Linked DNA regions of Mus musculus: region 1 is linked to region 2. Evidence: chromatin loops called from intact Hi-C (ENCODE). Cell type or tissue: gastrocnemius. All regions are shown on one strand. Each heading gives the region's core, and the rest is flanking DNA. Links, peaks and the distances in the headings are about the cores only.

Region 1 (11,087 bases), core at 1,734-9,733, 160 kb before region 2:
CCAAGTAAATATTTTCTTTCAACTGGATATAGTGGCGCAGGCCTTTAATCTAAACACTCTGGAGGCAGTAGACAGACCTCTGTGAGTTAGAGGCCAGCTTTATTTATGAAGCGAGTCCAGGAGAAGCCCCGTCTTGAAAAAACAATGGAACACACCTTCACTCTCGGCACTCAGGAGGCAGAGGAAGGTGGATCTCTGTGAGTTCAAGGCCAGCTTAATCTGGAGTGAGTTCCAGGTCAGCCAAGGATACAAGGTAAGACCCTATATAGAAAAGAGAAGAGAGAGCGAACGCCTTTAATCCCAGCACTTGGGAGGCAGAGGCAGGTGGATTTCTGAGTCCGAGGCCAGCCTGATCTACAGAGTGAGTTCCAGGATAGCCAGGGCTAAACAGAGAAACCCTGTCTCGAAAAACCAAAAAAAGAAAAAAGAAAAGAAAAGAGAAGAGAAGAGAGAGGAGAGAAGGGGAGAAGGGAGAGAAGAAAAGAGAGGAGAGGGGGAGGAGAGGGAGAGGGAGAGGGAGAGGGAGAGGGAGAGGGAGAGGGAGAGGGAGAGGGAGAGGGAGAGGGAGAGGGAGAGGGAGAGGGAGAGGGAGAGGGAGAGGAGAAAACTGCCTTGGTCTCGATGCCTTTTTTTTTTCCTTAGATTTTATTTATTTTACGTATATGAGTACACTGTAGCTGTCTTCAAACACAACAGAAGAAGGCATTAGATCTTGTCACAGGTGACTATGAGCCACCATGTGGTTGGTGGGATTTGAACTCAGGACCTCTGGAAGAGCAGTCAGTGCTCTTAACCATTAAGTCCAGTCTTGATGTCTTTTTACAGCAACAGAATAGTGACTAAGAGTCAGACACTGCTTCATCCTCAGGGCTGACTGCTACCATGTACATGAGTGGCACTCATATTGTGGCAACAACCAACAGAAAAGGGTTTGCTGCTTCTGTTCTGAGGCCTGAGATCTATTATGTGCTGCACATCCAAACCCTGTGACAGAACTGTGTTACCCATGTACCAGTGAGGCTGGGTACCCCAAACAAAAACTAAAGGTCAACTAAGAAATAACTAGATTGGAAAGAGCCTCCAAATTGATTATCCAATACCAAGTGATCAGTCCTGAAAAAAAAAAAGTAACACTATATGGACTGAACAGATAATATTTATATACTTAGAAATATGCACACACATTGTAGGCATATGTACTATGTGAAGATGTGTCTCTTTCCTTCTTTGCCTGCTTAAGGCACCTTCTGATTGGTCAAAATTAAAAAAAATCTGATGGCCAAGAAGGTGAGGAGGTTAGAAAGTGGGACATTAGCAGAGAGAAGAACTCTGGCAAAGAGTTCAGGCACAGGAGTTTTCTCCGTCCGGGCTTGGAGGAAGTCGGACATATGAAACTGAGGAGAAGTAACCAGCCATGTGGCAGAGATAGAATAGAATAACAGGATAATTACTTACGGGCTAGCTGGGAAACAAAGTAGGCATTTATTAGTAAATGATAAGCCTCCGAGTTGTTATTCGGGAACTGGGGCAGACATAGAAAGCCTGAATAGCCACACACATTATAATAGGGGTGGAGAGAAAGGGGAGGGGGAAAATGATGTAATTATATTTTAATTTCAAAAATAAATTAAAAACAACAACAACAACACAAACTCTGCAAAGGAGCTGGACTATTTTTTCCACAGTTGATGTTCTATGCTGTAGAAAAAAACAGCTTCTAGGCCAAGAAGACTATCAACAGGGATCAAAAGTATAACTAAGGGTCACTAACAAACAAAAGATACCTCTAAACTCATTTAAAATCAAACCAAACCAAACCCAGCAATACAGCGGCAACAACAAAAGAAGCATACGCATTAAAGCCAAGCCTTACTTTCCAGGATCTGGCATCTGTGTGCACAGCAGCCGCAGAGACTGGAAACTCCTCCGGATAGAATGTATGTTTGCCATTCCCATAAACACAACTTCACAGTTAGGATAATACTCTGTAGAGAAAAACAATTTAAAAAAACCCACAATACATTCAAGTTAAGGATCTCACCAGCAAATGTAAAAGCAGCAAAGTAGCAGCACTCAAACAGCAGGGCCGTGGCAGAGTCAGAAAGGGCGGAACACTAGAGCTCTGTATTTACTACCTCCAACTGACCCCGCTTTTCTAAGAAGTCCGTGGGAGTGGCAGGAAGCTAGTGATTCACTTATGTACTGTGAGAGACAACAGATTGAGAAACAGAGCCTCTACAGACCTGTGGGCAGAGACCAGCTTTCCTATCCTTGAGGTTGGTACACAGGAGGAAGATGGTCTGCACCTCAGCCAAAGCTCACAGAGGTCAAGGATCCAGAGAGACGGCCTGGCTTTCTGGATGCAGGGCAAAGAACGCGCTTTGCCATTTACTTTAACTGAAGCCTAGGCTGTGAGTGAGGGGCACTGACAAGGACAGATGATGCGGGGACAGACTATACACCCACCTGGGCACTCACAGCCTCCTCCTTTGGCTCGATTTGCCACAGCTGCTGCATAGGAGCGTGCATCCAAGATCAAAAGCTTCTGGGGCTGGAGAGCTAAACTTTCTGCTCCTGAAGTATTTGACAGAGAGGAATCTGCAGGCATCAAGAAGGGGATAAAAACTAAGCAGACCCAGCTCTCCTAGAACTGTGACTATCTAGTACCAGAGGCACATATTACAGTAAAAACAGAACAAAATGAACTCCAATCAATGGAGCCGCCTAGCCAGACCTGGTTCTTGCCTTCAGTGTACCCTCTGCCTCTTGAAATTGATAAGGATTTATTTTCCAAAACCAATTCCCAAAGCACATTAGATGAAACTCCCACTTCACCTAATGTCTTACCCTCATTTCTACCCCTGTAGTCCTTTCATAAAAGCAGGTATTTTTCTCCACAGACTGGAGACAACCCACATCCTCATCCAATTACTTCATTCTTGTCACAATGGCAAGGAAGACAACATTTGCCTTGAAACAAAAGATTTTCCAGTGCTTTGTCAAGACCTGTCCCTCCTCAAACAAACTCACTGAATTCTCTCTTATAAAAGTAACTTTAGGGCTGGAGAGATGGTTCAGTAGTTAAAAGCACTGACTGCACTCCCCTGATGTGTCTGAAGTCAGCTACAGTGTACTCACATACATTAAACAAACAAATACATACATACATACATACATACATACATATTCAAAAAAGAAAAGTAACTTTATACAGCCAGGTGTGATGATGTATGCCCCAACAATCAGGAAGTAGAGGCAGGCGGTTCTCTGTGATGTCAAGGCTAGCCTGGTCTAAATAGTGAGTTCCAGGACAGAGATTCAAAAACTCTGATTTAACATTGTATCATTTAAGGAAAAGGCACTTTAAGATAAGCTTTTCGGATGCTTTAAAAAACTGCTGCATGGGCCTAGTGAGCACCTTACCGAACTCCACATCTGAAAGATCCCCTGCGTTGGGAAAGTCCCGACAACTGTTCCGAGTGGAAACCTTGCTGATACTTGACTGAGAGTCAGAAGCACAGGCTCTGGCCACTGACTGCACCAGATGTTCATCATCAGCATTTCGCCAGCCCCACCAGCTAACCTCCGGTTGTCCGCAGCGGGCAATGACAGCTCCATTGCTCTGGTGCCTGTGGGGAGACAACAGTGAGTGTCCTTCCCCAGTTTCCCATCTGGAAGCCCCTCATCCCCTCCCCTCCTGAGTGTACTGTTTCAAGGCCCCATCTGATGCTCTGCACTCATAAAAGGATGGAAATTGATTGTAAATAGCCTGATGCTTTCTCAATCATCATCTCATGATAGTGCTCTCTGTAAAGTTACCAACAAACGGTAAGAGAATATTCTTAGAGAAAATGAACTAGCACTCACAGTTTAGATATTCTGAATCTTTATTTTTGGGAAATAAGATTTTAAAAAAAAAAATCTATAAATATTATACCAGTTCTACTATGTAATAATTAAGCACAAACACCCATTTCTGATACTGAATCCAACACATAAAGCTGCTAAGGTACAAAACAAACTGTTCTGCCTCACTTCTGAAGGTTTACTGCAGTATCCATATATTCACTACTGCTGGCTTGATGATTCTTTCCAAACACATCCCATCTCTGCAAATACAACATTCTCTTGGCCTACAGTGAAATCCTTTTACAGCTCTCCAGAGATGTCACGTGTCACAAGTTAGTCTTACTATGGACACAGTGCTCGATGCCCAGTCATGCTTGCTCAAGCATCTCAGAGGGAAGAAATCACAACCCAGCAAACTATACTCTGACAGATTCTTTTCCAAAGCCAGAAATGATTCTCAGAGTCCACTCTGAGATGCTACTAAATTTTCATGTTTTCCAGCATGTCAATTAAAAAGTTGGAAAAATGTAATATTTAGTTGTAAAAAAACAAAGTTTAGACCCATGCTATGCCATAGATAAATTGGAAAGTGTCACATAGAGTGAAGTGAGCCCATCACAAAGGACATGAGTTGTTAAGATGTATTACCTAGTCAGAATAGGCAAATCTAGAGAAACAGTGCATTCCTGGCTCTAGCTTGGGATAGAGCAGTTGGGGAAGTAAGGAATGACTGCCAATGAGTGTGAGGTTTCATTCTGTTCAATGAAAATACAGTAACACTGTTTGTAGAGGTGGGTTAGCACAACTCTAAATGTAATGTAGTAAAGATTGCTAGATTGTATTAGCATACCTAAAGCTTCCTTAAGGTTGAAGTGCTATAAAAATGGAGAGCTCAGTGGTTAAAGCACTGGACCCACTCCATGCCTGAACTCATGTAAACGGAGAAGGAGGCACTGACTCAACAAAGCTGGATCACATGTGCTGTGGCATGTGTGCTTGTACACACACACACACACACACACACACTAAACAAATAAAATTTTATAAATCTTTTAATTAAAAAATATTTTTGCTCTGTGTGTGTGTGTGTGTGTGTGTGTGTGTGTGTGTGTGGCTACAACTGAAGGCAGCTGTGAAGTCCAGTGGGGGAGGGGTGCCGGTGACCAAACTCCATTGCCCTGGAAGACCAGCATGTGCTCCTCACCACTTAGCCAACTCTTCAGCCCCAAGAAATACTTTACAAAATCTGGTAAGCAATATTCTACCAATTCTATATACTGAAGAAAATGCTCATATTCTTTAAAATGCTCTTGAATTTGCACATGCAAACCTGCACACAGATAGTAGAGATGGGTTTACACAGAACACAGTATTCCATTCCTTTTTCCTTTTTTAGGAAATAATGTGAGAAAATATAATCCTTAAATTCACAAGCACTAGATTAAATGTGGTGGTAGCAAATCCCACTAGAGTAGTCTGCTTAGAGGTTTTCAATCCCACCTCACCTTGAGTTGCGAACAGCTCGCAGAACACATCATTACCAACACCGCATGGGCTCACACTCAAATCAAACAAATGATGTGAAATTCCATGGTTTTTGCTGCGTCTCCCTATCAGGCTGAAAACCACAGATCTGAAATGACTGCAAACTTCCCAGAAAAGGGTGAAGGGACCTTTCCTGAGAGGCCTCTGTCTCTGCAAGGCTTCCTAGCACAGAGGCAGAACAGCAGATGGCACTCTGGTCTTGGGTTTTCAGGGCCAACTGGGTCACTACAAGTAGCAGTAATTGATCTCCTAAAAAGCTTTGTATTGCATGAAAGCCCACTCAATGACAAAAGTTACAATCACTTTAAAATTTAAAAGAAAAAAGAAAATTAGATAAAACAGACATTTTACCATCTTAACAAACAGAACTTGCTAAAATACAAAAAGGTAAAAGGTCTAGTAAAAAAAAAAAAACTTACTAAACATGGAATGCTTCCATTGTACATGAAGATGCAATGGTTTTAACTGCCTCTAATCCAATGGTCAGGCAAGCTCTCTATCTGATAAGGATCACCATGCACACAGAGATGCTGTAAGCTGCACAACAGATGGAAGTCTCTCAAGATCTTGCTGTGTTAGAGCAACTCTGTAGCTCTAATCAGGTACTGGTTCAGGCCAGTATTGCAAAGTAACTGCTGCGAATGACTTTGCTGCAGTCCACACATAACTAAATCTGGGAAATGCTGGATTTAGGGGCATTTTGCTATTTGTGGTGGTTTGAATGAGAATGGCCCCCACAGGTACATATACTTAAATGCTTAGCCATAAGGAGTGCCACTATCTGAGAAGGATTAGAAGCTGTGGCCTTGTTGGAACAGGTGTGACTTGTTGGAGGAAGTGCATCATTGGGGATTGGCTTTAAAGTTTAAAAAAAAAAAAACCCATGCCAAACCTTGTCCCTCTCTCTTGTCTCTTGGCCTGCAAATCAAAAAGTAGCTCACGGGGACTGTTCTAGAGCCCTGAGTGCAGCCATGCTTACTGTCATGCTGCTAAGGAACTAAACTTCTGAAACTGTAGCCCCGTTAAATGCTTTCTTGTAAGAGTTGCCTTGATCATACTGAATAAGACATCATCTCTGCTGGCACTGAAAAGTGGTGGAGTGTCCTGAACATTCTTCAAGACACCCCCAACAAAACTAAACAACACAGGGATCCAATTCTGAGATAAGAGACATAAGACACATGCCCTTCAATAGAGAGCAGCTCCAGGAAGCCTGCTTGATTTACAGAACTATACCAAGAACTTTCAACCACAATCTTGGCAGGTTTTCTCTCAAGGATTGATGGTGACAATTTCTACTTATCCACATAGTCTAGGTATCTAGAATGAGCAACCCTAGAACTCACACCTTCCAGAATTGAATTACAGAAAAGAAAGAAAAAAAAGCTAATTAAAAAACAAAAACGTATTCTAAGGAGCTCTTCTTAGCTAGCATACTTAAGCTTTCTGCCTAAAGGAAGAAAAATGGCTTTTACTGAAAGCCTTTTACTCAGAAAGAGTACTTCCCCCTTCTGCTCCAAGTCACAAGTCTCATAAATGCCAGGCAGTCGATCTACCACAGCTGTTGGTCCATCCAGCAGCCAGCTGCTTTCCCAGCCTCCCAATCCCTTTAGCTTCCTGTTCTCTAATTCCATGTCATTCTCAGTGCCTGAGTGACAGGTAAATTTGGTGACCTACTTTGGTGTCTGAAAACAAAACTGATGAAAATGGACACTGAAGGCTTAATGGGTCCTACTGAGCCACAGGCAGTGTCCTTCACGTTCAGTATTCAGGGTGGCATCAGAACTTGCCTTCGATAGGCTAAATGAACAAGCTGGTTACCTTCCCAAGACTGTCACAAGAAATATACCTTCCTAAAGCCTCAATATTGGAGTGCAATAGGTCCTGGTGTGGTACTTTTTAACTAAGCCATTGTTTGGCTCACTTTGGTCAGTCTAAAAGGTCTACAAACCACAAAGTAAAATGGAGAATGTTAACATTACAAGACATAATACGACTTCCTAAAAATTTAACATGACTGTGTAACAGCAAATTGGTCACTAACTTATAAAGCTAGTGCTTAAGTATGTACTCTATTTCAAATGTCACTTAAAGGCATTAAAGTGTTAAGAGGACCTCGTTTACATACTATAGCACATCTGTGTATCACCAACCCCTTTTTAAAATGTGCACCCTTAGCCCTTATATAGATACCATTCCCTCATAGTAAAAACCCCTATGCAGGCAGAGGAAGGCTTGTAAGAAGCTCATGACATATGCAGCTCTCCAAGGGTTGTAACAGCAGCAAACACTTGCTGGGGAAGAAAACTTTGGTAGACATGTCTGTAGTGTCTAGCTAAAGCCAATAATGTGGCTGTCACGAGTTACCACTCTGGGGAGTCTTCCAGTGATACAGCTACTTCTGAATCTTCTATAGCCCTCCAGCTCATCCTTTACCCACACACACTCCTAGAAGTGACCTTAGAAGCTCCCCGAGGTCAGCAAGACAGCCTCAGGTGGAACCATTTCTTAGGTCTGTAGTCAGTGTCCTATCTGGGATTTATAGAGGGCTGTTCATGTCTCCCCACAAGATATTACTCTATAGCTCTCATGTCTTGTGTCTCTGAAACTTTCTGTCTAGCCACAAGTGATTCTAATTCATCTCAAAACAAGAGTCCTTCCTTCCACATGTCACATGTTAAAGTGACAATCACAAACACCATTAGAGTTCATTGAGCTCTATTCTAAATCTCACCAATCTTTCAACACAAAAGTCCTGTTAATCATCTGAAGCTAAATACAATGAATATAAGAAAAAAATGTTATTTTTATTTTTTTTAAAGATAGGGTCTCCCTGTATAGTAGCCCTGCCTATCCTAGAAGTTCTTACATAGACCAGGCTAATCTTAAAGTCGCAGTTATCCACCCGTCTCTATCTCCTGAGTGCTAGGATTAAAGCTGTGCATTGCAACAGGTGGCCCAGCACTGCTCTATTGAAATATTCTCATCAGGGTTCCCCTGCATTGCCAGCTGCTTCTGCTCTGGACACAGTGAGTGCTGGTGTTTTTCTTTCTGTAGACACAGCTTTAGCAACAAGGAAGCATGCACTTGCCAGGGACTGTCGCTGCCAGGTCAGCAGCTGTCAGGACAGTGAGCAGTAGGGAGAAGTACCTGGAGCTGGTCTGCTTACATACCTGTAGATGACAGCAGGGATGCGCTTCCAGGATCTGAAGCCTGCCACGCTTTCCAGCTCTTTGTCAGTGATCCAAGCAGGCACTATGAGCTCTTGTGGATAACTACCACATAATCTGTTGGAAACAAGAGAACGGTGGTAAGAAGGAAAGAAAAGGGGAGAAGATGGAGGAGTGAGAGAGGGGCAGAGGGATAGGACATGAGCTGGCACAGGAACACTATTCATGCCATTACAAAGCCAGTTAAAAAGGCAGTGAGGTGCTTGCCTAGCATGTTCAAGGTCCAATATTCATTCGCTAGCACAGGAGAAAAAAAAATGGCAGACGAGAAATCAAGGGGGCATTATTTGAGGTTGTTTTGGTCTCCTTACCAGAATAGGCAGCCATAATGTTTGCTTATATTATACAAATTATCTTTGATGGTTCAATCTGGTGCTGCCTTTTGGAATCTGATAATCTAACAATGAAAAAAACGAGAGTTGAGGGACAGTCTCCTTCTCCATAAAAATTCTCTGTTGTAAATTGTGTGCGTGTGTATAAGTACAGAAAGAAATATCTATGTCCCCTCTCTTAGCTTCAGTCTTCCAGGCTCTTTGTCAAAATGAAGCACGAAAAGGACGAAGTCAGATCGCCTCTTCAGATTAACTTCTCACCTAACTTGAACCAGTGTCCTAATTCTTTTTTTTTAAAAAAGATGTATTTATTTTATATATGTGAGTACACTGTAGCTGTCTTCAGACACACCAGAAGAGGGCATCAGAACTCATTATTGATGGTTATGAGCCACCATGTGGTTGCTGGGAATTGAACTCAGGACCTCTGGAAGAGCAGATGGTGCTCTTAACCACTCAGCCATCTCTCCAGGTCCAGGGATGTCCTAATTTTCAGTAACAAGTACAGCCAGGAGTTATACAGATGCCATACACACCAATAATCCCAATGAGCCAAATTAGTAATGTGAGCAAGCTATTAACCATGATTTCTATAAAATACACGTCAGAAGAAACTATTTCCTGTTCTCTCTTCCTCGCACTTTCACTCCCTTGCTTGCTCATTTTAAAACAAAAGGTGTTTTTGCATTCTAGTCAGATTTATTTTATTCACAGGACACTATCACTAGGTAATCTTCCTTTTGAACACTGAAAGCAGTATGAAATTTAGTCCTAAAACTCAAAAACTATCTGTGCTGGCTAGTTTTTATGTCACCTTGACAAGAGCTAGGGGACATGTGAGAAGAAAAGCTAAGAAAATTCTTTCATTGGACTGGCTTATAGGCATTTTCTTGACTGATGAATGGTGTGGGAGGGTCCAGCCCACTGGACAGGTGATCCTGGATGGTATAGAAATCAGTTGAGCAAGCCATGGAGAGTAAACCAGTACGCAGTACTTATCGATAGCTTCTGTCCTTGCCCTGAGGTTCCTACCCGGAGTTCATGTGCTGACTTCCTTTGATGACTATGATGTGGAAATATAAGCAAAATAAACCTTTTCTTCTTGAAGTTGCTTATTGGTAATGGGTTTTATTTCAGCAATAGAAACCTTAACTAAGATGCCATCACCTCCATCACCCTGCCCTCCTCTATGCATCACAAGGAGACTTGAGACATAAGGGTTCTGATTACTCAACACTACACCTCGTTCTTTCCTCCCCATTTCCAGAAGATAAAGAACCAGAAATTTAAAAGCCACTGAGCCAGAAGGATGGTTGCGATTGAGAATAAGCTACGCAAACTTCCTAACACCCATTCAAACTCTTTTTTTGTTTTGTTTTGTTTTGTTTTTCGAGACAGGGTTCTCTGTATAGCCCTGGCTGTCCTGGAACTCACTGTCGACCAGGCTGGCCTCGAACTCAGAACTCTGCCTGCCTCTGCCTCCCAAGTGCTGGGATTAAAAGCGTGCACCAACACTGTCCTGCTCAAACTCTTTAAAATGACCTGCGACAGTGACCACAGCAACTACTCTAATAGCTTGTCTTGTTCTTTTTATTTTGTTTTATGTTCAAGACTAGATATGGCTCTCATTTGTTAGCAGTAGAATAAATGTTTCACAGTCCCGGAGGCTGACTTGTTCCTGTGAGCTGGCGATTCCTATGCTCACTGTCCAGCAGACACTACACCTGTTCTAGTCAGAAGTTAGCTCTTCTCACTGTTGGTAAACAGTTCCAGTGGAAGAAAAGAAGGTTCCAGTCAGCAAAGCCTATGTAAGCTCAGATTTCTTTCTTTTTTTTTTTTTTTTTAAAGATTTTATTTATTTATTTATTTATTTATTTATTTATTTATTATATGTAAGCACACTGTCGCTGTCTTCAGACACTCCAGAAGAGGGAGTCAGATTTCGTTACGGATGGTTGTGAGCCACCATGTGGTTGCTGGGATTTGAACTCTGGACCTTCAGAAGAGCAGTCGGGTGCTCTTACCCACTGAGCCATCTCACCAGCCCTAAGCTCAGATTTCTATGGCTACTCTGTCCTCCAACCTGCCTCTGACAACAGCTCCATGGGAAGCTCTCGAGTCTTTGTAACCT
Region 2 (8,000 bases), core at 1-8,000:
GTTTCTCAATGCGGACAACGCTCAGTATGAGCTGGGTCTGAGACCAAGACTCATCCTGGATCCTCCCTATAGGCCAGCTAAGGAAGGGAGAAAGGTCACAGAACATACGCAACCAATTTTAATATGTCCAATCCGTATTTGACCTCTTGACCTCTCCGCACTTCTTCCCTTTCTCTTCTCTTTTTAGGAAACATATTTACCCAGCAGCCAAGTTACTATACTGACCTGGATGAAACCATTCCCACCATACTTCAGGTACTACCTCTTATCCTTGCCCAGGGGAGAGCAAGCTAGGTATGGGGAGGAAAAGTCTTTGGATTTTTCTTGAGGAACCTGATAGAAATGTTTGCTTTCCCAGACTCCTCTGGAAACGTAGCACAGTGTAGGCCATTTACCTAACGTGTGCAAAGCCTTAGACTCTGTCCTCAGTGGGAGAGGGAGAGGGAAAAGGAGGAGGAGGGGAAAGGGGAAGATCTCATCCCCCAGATTGTCTTTGTCCTGCCCTTGGCTACGTTGCCTTTCAATTCCCCCTTTGCCATCCTTGAACAAGACTGGCATCTGGAGGTTATCTGGCCCTCATACAAAGGCTTTGGTTGGTCTTTTGTCTCCTTTCCCAGCAGCTAACAGTTACTCCTTTCAGAGACCTGCATTTCTCAGATTGGAACTGTGAGGGTTTATAAAACCGTTTTGTGAAAGATTAATGTATATTGTAGAAAATATGAGGAATGTTCAAAAGCTGAAAGGAGCTGGGTGTGGTGGCTCATGCCTGTAGTTCCAGCTCTTGGGAGCCTAAGGCAGGAGATTATCTTGAGTTCCCAGGCAAACTAAGGCTACATAGTGAGATCCTGCCTCAAAAAAACAAAAATAAATTTTTGGTTTGTTTTCTGTGTGTGTGTGTGTGTGTGTGTGTTTGTTTCCTTTGGGGTTTGTGTTTTGTTTTGTTTTTTATTTTTTGAGATAGAGTTTTTCAACATTGCTCTTTCTGTCCTGAAACTCAATGTGACCAGGGAGGCCTCAAACTCACAGAGATCCACCTGCCTCTGCCTCCCAAATGCTAGGATTAAAGGTATATACCACCATGCCCAGCTTCAAAATTAAGATTTTAAGTACAAAAATGAAGATCACATGCCCTGGCAAGATGGCTTAGTATGTCAAAATGCTTGCCAGCAAGCCTTAGGACCTTATTGATCCCCAGAACCCAGAGTGGAAGGAGTCAAGTTGTCCCCCGAGTTTCACACACATGCCTATAAACACACACACAAATAAGTAAAAGGAAAGACAGACAGACAGACTGATGATAACACTGTCAATTTAGCCTTGCTTGATTTTATGACATCCTATTTTCGAGTCTTGTTAATTGTCTTTTGTTTTAACAAAATTCCTATAACCACTGAATGTGATAGCTCATGTCTATAATTTCTGCATTTAGGAAGGAGAGACAGGAAGATTAAGAGTTCAAGGTGGCCATCCTTGTTTGCACAGCGAGATCAAAGGCATCCTGACCTACATGAGACTCAACTCAAAAAATTGTGTGTTTGTGTGTGTGTGTGTGTGTGTGTGTGTGTGTGTGTAGAGAGAGTGTGTGTGTATATATACATATATATGTATACACACACATATAAAAATTATCCTATAGTCATCTATAAAGGATCTAAAAAACTCTTAAATATTACCGAAGGTGTTTCTCAGCCTAATCAGTCAAATCATAGACTGAAGATTCTTGGGGGTTTATATTTTATACGTATGTTCCATGTATGGTTATTAAAAATGGAACTCATGGTTTTGTTTTTTTTGAGACAGGCTCTCACTGTGGCCTAGAACAGGCTATGTAGACCAGGCTGACTTTGAACTCAGAGATTCACCTCCCTCTACCTTCTGAGTGCTAGGATTAAAGGTATGCAGTACCCACATCCAGCCTGGGGCCCAGGGCCTTCCATGTACTTGGCCTGCAGTCTGTCACTGAGCCACACCCTCAGCCCTGCATGGTTTACGTTGAATCCTGTCCACCATCCCACCTGATGCTGTCTCTAGGTCCTAAGGCAGTTCTTGGGTCACCTGTCTCTAGTTGTGGGATGGGGATTCTAGGTGCTTGTTCAGCAGGATGTGGATGAGAGCCCTATGCGCCTTTCTCAGGTCTTCAGCAATATCCTCCAGCACTGTGGTTTGCAAGGGGATGGGACCAGCACCACACCCCAGAAACTCGGGGAGAGGAGTCCGTTGACCCCCAGTGACATGCCTCTCTTGGTAAGGTTGCCCCTGATCCCAGCTGCTTCTGGCTGAGACCTTCAGCCAGAGGCTGGATGCCCTGGGCTGAGAAGATTGCCAGTGCTACAGGCACAGCAGTTTCCTCTCCGCCCCTGCCCCCTGCCTTGGATTTAATCTGTGTTTTAACCTATCCTGTGGGCTAAGAGGCTTTTCAGTAGGTTGTGTTCCTCTCTGGGAAACCTTTTTGGAGCACCAAAAAGAAAAAGACATAAGGATTTGAGAACTGGGTCTAGTCCTCAGTTCTGCTCGACAGGCTCATGAGTCTGTACTGAGGGACCGCCAATGTATGCCAGGTCCTGTGCTGAGTGTGGAGGATAAAGCAGCAAGCAGAAGCAGACATGGTACCATCTTACTCCTGAGCATGACATACAGAAAGTGAGCATGTAAGGAGCCTGAGTGTGTATCAGTCAAACACACAGCTGGGATGAGGCAACTGTGAGAAAATAGCCATTGAGCCAGAGTTTCAGAAGCATACATGCCAGGGGCTGTGGGAGCAAATCGTCTTAGTACTCCGAGCCTCTGTTTCCTTACCTGTCACATGGAGAACCCAGGAGCCACCCAACCTGCCCCACCCCCTGTGTCCTGTGGACCGTCTTTCAAATGTCAACAAGTCTTCACCAGGCTGGTTGGTCTCTCTCTGGGCCCAGTGTTCAGATTCTGGTTCATTTTCCTACAGGTAGAAGAGACTATATCAGAATTCCAGATGACCTTAGCTATCATTGAATGTAGCAAACTCTGAGATTTAGAATGATTAGGTGGCCCAGGTTACCCTCCCAGAGATGCCTCTACCCCACCCCCCACCCCCTTCCTCCCAAGTATCTTCGTACCTACTGAGAACTCTGGCTTTGTCAGTTATGATTTAGGCCCTCTGCAGAGCTGTCTGTGGGGCTGGAAAGAGTAATGCTATGTCTTCTCTTGGTAACAGGAATTAAAGGACATTGTTCTCTACCTGTGTGACACCTCCACCACACTCTGGGCCTTTCTGGACATCTTTCCTTTGGCCTGCCAAACCTTCCAGAAACATGACTTTTGTTACAGGTACATTGGGACTTCTGGTTAAAGTAAGGGCTCTGGTCCATACATTACTCAAATACATATTGATGTAGTCCTTAGAATATACTAGACAAGGGCTGGAGTTGAGAGCACTTGCTGCTCTTTCAGAGGACCCAGGTTCAATTCCCAGCAACTATATGACAGCTCACAGCTGTCTGTAACCTCAGTTCCAGAGGACCTGACACCCTCACTCAGACATACATGCATGCAAAACACCAATGTACAATGAATAAATCATTTAAAAATATATATATACATACATATATATGCATTATACATGTATATGTGTGTGTATATGTATGTGTGTGTAGATAGATAGATAGATAGATAGATAGATAGATAGATAGATAGATATAGATATGCACACACACACACATATATATATATATATACATACACCAGCCTGTCTTCCAGCCTGGGGACACAATAAGAAACATAGATAAAACTTCTGCTGAGAGGAGCCCTCGCAATTGTAACTAAGAATGGGATAAGAGAGGGGAAAAAACCCACAGCAAGATGACAGTTTCAAGTCTGCCTTGTTTGTTTTGTGTACCTTATCAGGGGACACAGTGACAGCCAGTAAGAACTGGCATAATGAGGAAACAGCAGAGGTGTGCAAAAGGAGAATGACTCATAAAAACATCCTTGAGCAATAAGCAGGAAGCCTGGTGCACTGGCTGTCCTGCCATCCCAGCTCCTCAGGAAGCTAGCTGAGACAGGAGAGTGACTTGAGCCCCATGATTTGAAGCTAGCTTGGTCAATATAACTAGACCTGGTCTCAGAATCTCAGATGAAGAGAAAGGATCCAAGTCTTCAAGATAGAAAGGTTCTGGTGACAGGAGGTGTGTTGAAGCAGATGTGAAATGTACAAAAAGCCCAGACTAACTAACTGCCAGGTGTGGTGGCATAGAACTTTAGTCCCAGCACTTGGGAGGGAGAGGCCTGCAGATCTCTGAGTATAAGCCGTGGTCTACATAGACAGTTCCAGGATCTTCAGGGGTACATAAAAAAAAAACTCTGTCTCAAAATAAACAAACAAAAAACCAACACCCAGACTGTTTCAGAGAGAAAGGACCAGGGAGTGGAGTGTAGCCTGATAAACTAGTTGAGGCCTCCAGGACTCCAGAGCAGGGAGCTGATAATAAAATGAGGATGTAAAAAAATAGTAAATATTTGCTGACAGGCTGTGGAAAGTGGGGTTTATTCCTATGTACTGGAAACATGGGAGGCTTCAGTCCAGAGAGTCCTAGCGAAGAGGGTGCTGAGATGGACAAGCACTTAGAGGAATTTATGGAAAGAAGGGAACCTTTGCCCAGTTAGCATGTGCCGTGAGAGAAGGAGAACGTGGGCTTGGGCACTCCCAGACTAGAGTGAAAGGACCTGCTCATTGCCTGGCAACAGAAAGTGCTGGCCTCTTCCCAGTGGCCTATAACTGTTGCTCTCGCCGGGCAATCCCAACCATTTGCAGCAGCTTCTGGGAGCAGTCCATCTCCCTCCCTCCCTCTCACCTCTCCATCCATCCTGCCATTTACCCACCCATTTTCAACAAAACAGTTATCTAGCTCTGTCTTGTGCCAGAGATGGCAGCTGGTCCTCTGACTCCTCTGTGGTCTCTGTTGGCGATACTCAGACATTAGGGTTGCTCAGCTCCCCAGGGGTCATTAGAATAAAGTGCTGACCAGCATTCTCCAGATAAGAAAGGGCTTGGGGTAGGACTGTAGCTGTCCACTTTGGGGAGAAGAGGTATTTTTAATAATAAAAGAGCGTGTGGAAATGTAAAACGGATAGGAAACCAGAAACTGAAATCACCCTCAGGAATTGTATTGCTCTCGGCATTTTATACTCTGCCTATTTTCACTTACTTTAAGCAGTTTTCTCATTTTGTCCAAGCATCTCCCCAAATAAGCACAGATGGCTTCTGAGGGATGAAGCTCTGCAAGAGACAGTGAAAGCAGAAGATTCTTGGAGTATAGGGAAGAAAGGATGTACTGTAGAAGTGACTGTTCTTGACTGTCTATAGCCTGCAGCCGGCCCAACCTGTCCCAGCCTGTGCTGCAGACACGAACACCCACACATACAACCCCAGTTCCCACAGAACTGGGTTAGCGGTCACACTTATCCAAAGGGCTTGCTTCACTTTCCTCTCCCATCCACTCAGCCGAGTGTGCAGTGTCTGCTCTTGGTCATGAGTCAGTAGTACTTTCACTTTGACAGGACTCAAAAAAGAGCAATGACTCAGCAATTAAGAGCAGGGTCTGTCTGCCAGGGACAGAGTCCACTTCCCTGCACCCTGTAACTCCAGCTCCAGGTCTCCTGGCTTCTGTGGGCCCCCTTACACATGTCACTCACACACACACACACACACACACACTCACACAGAGACAAACACATATACACAATGTAAAAACCTTTTAGCAATGTAAACTATCTGGTGAACCGTCTTCCTCCCCCTTTTCTAGTTCTTTCCTCCCAGATCAACACTGTCCTTAGTTTGTGATTTTTCAGAGATGTGCAAAATAGGAAGATGCGCACATTATTTCTCCTTTTGCAGCAATGAGAACGAAACCCAGGCCTTTATAAATGCTTATAAACCCAGGAATTCTACCACTGAGCTACCCTTCTAACCCCTCCCCCTTTTTAAAAATTGGAAGCTGTGGCGGGGAGATGGCTCAGTGTCTCCAGGGTGACTGAGCAGCCGATGCAGCTGGCATACTAGACACCAGAGACAGATGTTTTTATTTTTTGTGGCTTTTTTCAGTTGTTTGCTGTTTGAAAATACATAACATTGTACACACAGCACTTCATACCTTTGCAAGCATATTTGCGGATTAATTCCTAGAAGTAGAAATGCAGGGACAGATGGCATCTTTAATTCTCACATCTTGCCAAATCACCCTCCCACTAACAACATAGCCTGGCAAGAGTTGAACCAGCTTGGGCCCAGCTGCCCTCTCTGGCCTCTGCTGATGCCGTACATAGAAGGGCTTGTTCCTCTTGGCTCAGCTTTTCTCGGCCACATGCAGTGCTGCAGTGAGGTAGACACTGCAGAGCCTGCTCCGGGCAGGGTGCGCTTGCCGAGCCCCTGTGTGAATTCAGCACCACACTAGGCACTTACTCGCACCTCTGAGTCTGGGAGACTTGAGATGCTCGGAGGAAGAATTAGACCCTAGAAAAGAACCGCTCTGTCAGTGTCAGGGCAGCGTGTCCTGCGTGCAGCAACTCTGGCCCCTGGAAGGAAGAATCTTGCAGCTAAGTACATAGTGAGGAGGTAGGGCTGGAGTGCTGCAGTCGGGGTTAGGGAGAAACGGACAGCTGCTTCCCAGGCCGCCCGCCTCCACTAGTCTTCCTGCCCCAGCTTCCCACGTAGCTGGAAATACAGTCATATGGAACTGTGACGCACTCATCATGTATGTATGTATAATTTTTTTGAGGAAATTATAGATTTATTTTGTCCATGAGTGTGTTTTGCCTGTATGCATGTGTGTTCATATGTGCATGCCTGGTGCCTGTGGAGTACAGAATGCATCAGATCTCCTGGAACTGGAGTCACAAACATTGTGAATCACTATGTGGGTCCTAGCAACCAAACCCAGGTCCTCTGGAAGAGCAACAAGTACTGTAACTCCTGAGCCGCCTCTCTAGCCCTGTTGTATGTGCATCATTTTTAGTTGTTTTGCTGTTAAGGCAGGGTCTTGCTGTATAGTCCAGGCTGGCGTCCAGCTTACGATCCTCCTGCTTCAGATTCCCAAGAGCTAGAATTACAAGCATGAACTGCCACATCTAGCTTGTAACCTTGTACTAAGAGTTACGGTGCAGCCTGGTGGTGGGGGTGGGGGTGGGGGTGGTGGCGCACACCTTTAATCCCAACACTCAGGAGGCAGAGGCAGGCCATCTTGGTGAGTTCAAGTCCAGCCTGGTCTACAGAGAGAGTTCCAGGACAGCCAAAGTTACATAGTAAGACCCTGTTTCAAAAAACAAAAGAGACAAAAGGTTGTAGGAAGCCTAACATCTGTACTCGTTTCCACATACCAACTGATAGACGCATACACACATAACTAAAATAAATGTTAGTTATATATGAACTAACTCAGTTCATAAAACAAATACAGTGTGTAGTGTATGTAAGTCCTGAGCATATTTTAGCCTGTTCTCAGTAAATACATTGCATTGTCACGTGGAAACAATTTGTAGAGATTTCAAATCCTGCCCAAAAAGAAAAAAAACTACTTTATATCTTAGAGCCAAAGTAAGAAAAATGTATAGGTAACTGACTGTGCATTTTAGGGCTCATAGAATTGGCAAATTTTGAGCAAGGAGAAAGGTAGTCCTGTGCCTCCTTCACAAGCCCAGGAGTCGTGTGTAGACCCTCTGGTCACCTTGTTAGAATAGGCAAAGTTATGGTCACTTCCCATGAGGCTGTTGGAGTAGCCCAGTTCCAGGGTAGCCCCAGAAAATGACCATGGGCTGGGCTGGGCTGGGAGGGTGGGTTGACTCAGTAAAGCAAAGTGAGAGCCTGAGTTTGCTCTCTTCAGAACCAATGTCACCGTGGAGGGTGTGAGTACTCTTCCTGTGTCCCAGTGCTGGGAGACAGGGACAAGCTCTCTGGCTGCTGAGCATCAGGTCAATGAAAGGCCCGTCTCTGAGGTGGGCTGCTTTCCTGAGTGCAGCTCCTGAAGTTACCC

The links. Hi-C counts contacts between places; a loop is a spot of excess contacts. Peaks named below come from ENCODE experiments on the same cell type or tissue, not always from the same donor. Only the 100,000 strongest peaks of a DNase experiment are listed, where the experiment ranks them.
Region 1: a loop joins it to region 2, with 2.5 times the contacts of the local background. A loop is called at or near these places in 4 of 42 quality-filtered maps.

The regions. Positions count from the first base shown.
Region 1 is chr11:4,495,465-4,506,551 of GRCm38, forward strand. Mtmr3 (myotubularin related protein 3) reads right to left here. Exons shown (of 19, transcript NM_001373897.1): 8 at 8,568-8,681; 9 at 3,424-3,629; 10 at 2,467-2,598; 11 at 1,874-1,985. Among named protein-coding and RNA genes, the nearest start is that of Hormad2, 60 kb to the left of the region's middle. In gastrocnemius, for the core only: a CTCF peak has its summit at 5,572 (motif pointing right); no DNase peak of the experiment used is centred there.
Region 2 is chr11:4,656,082-4,664,081 of GRCm38, forward strand. Ascc2 (activating signal cointegrator 1 complex subunit 2) reads left to right here. Exons shown (of 20, transcript NM_029291.2): 6 at 188-255; 7 at 2,134-2,244; 8 at 3,191-3,303. Among named protein-coding and RNA genes, the nearest start is that of Ascc2, 22 kb to the left of the region's middle. In gastrocnemius, for the core only: no CTCF peak of the experiment used is centred there; DNase peaks (open chromatin) are centred at 4,769, 5,991 and 6,293; H3K27ac peaks cover 1,546 bases.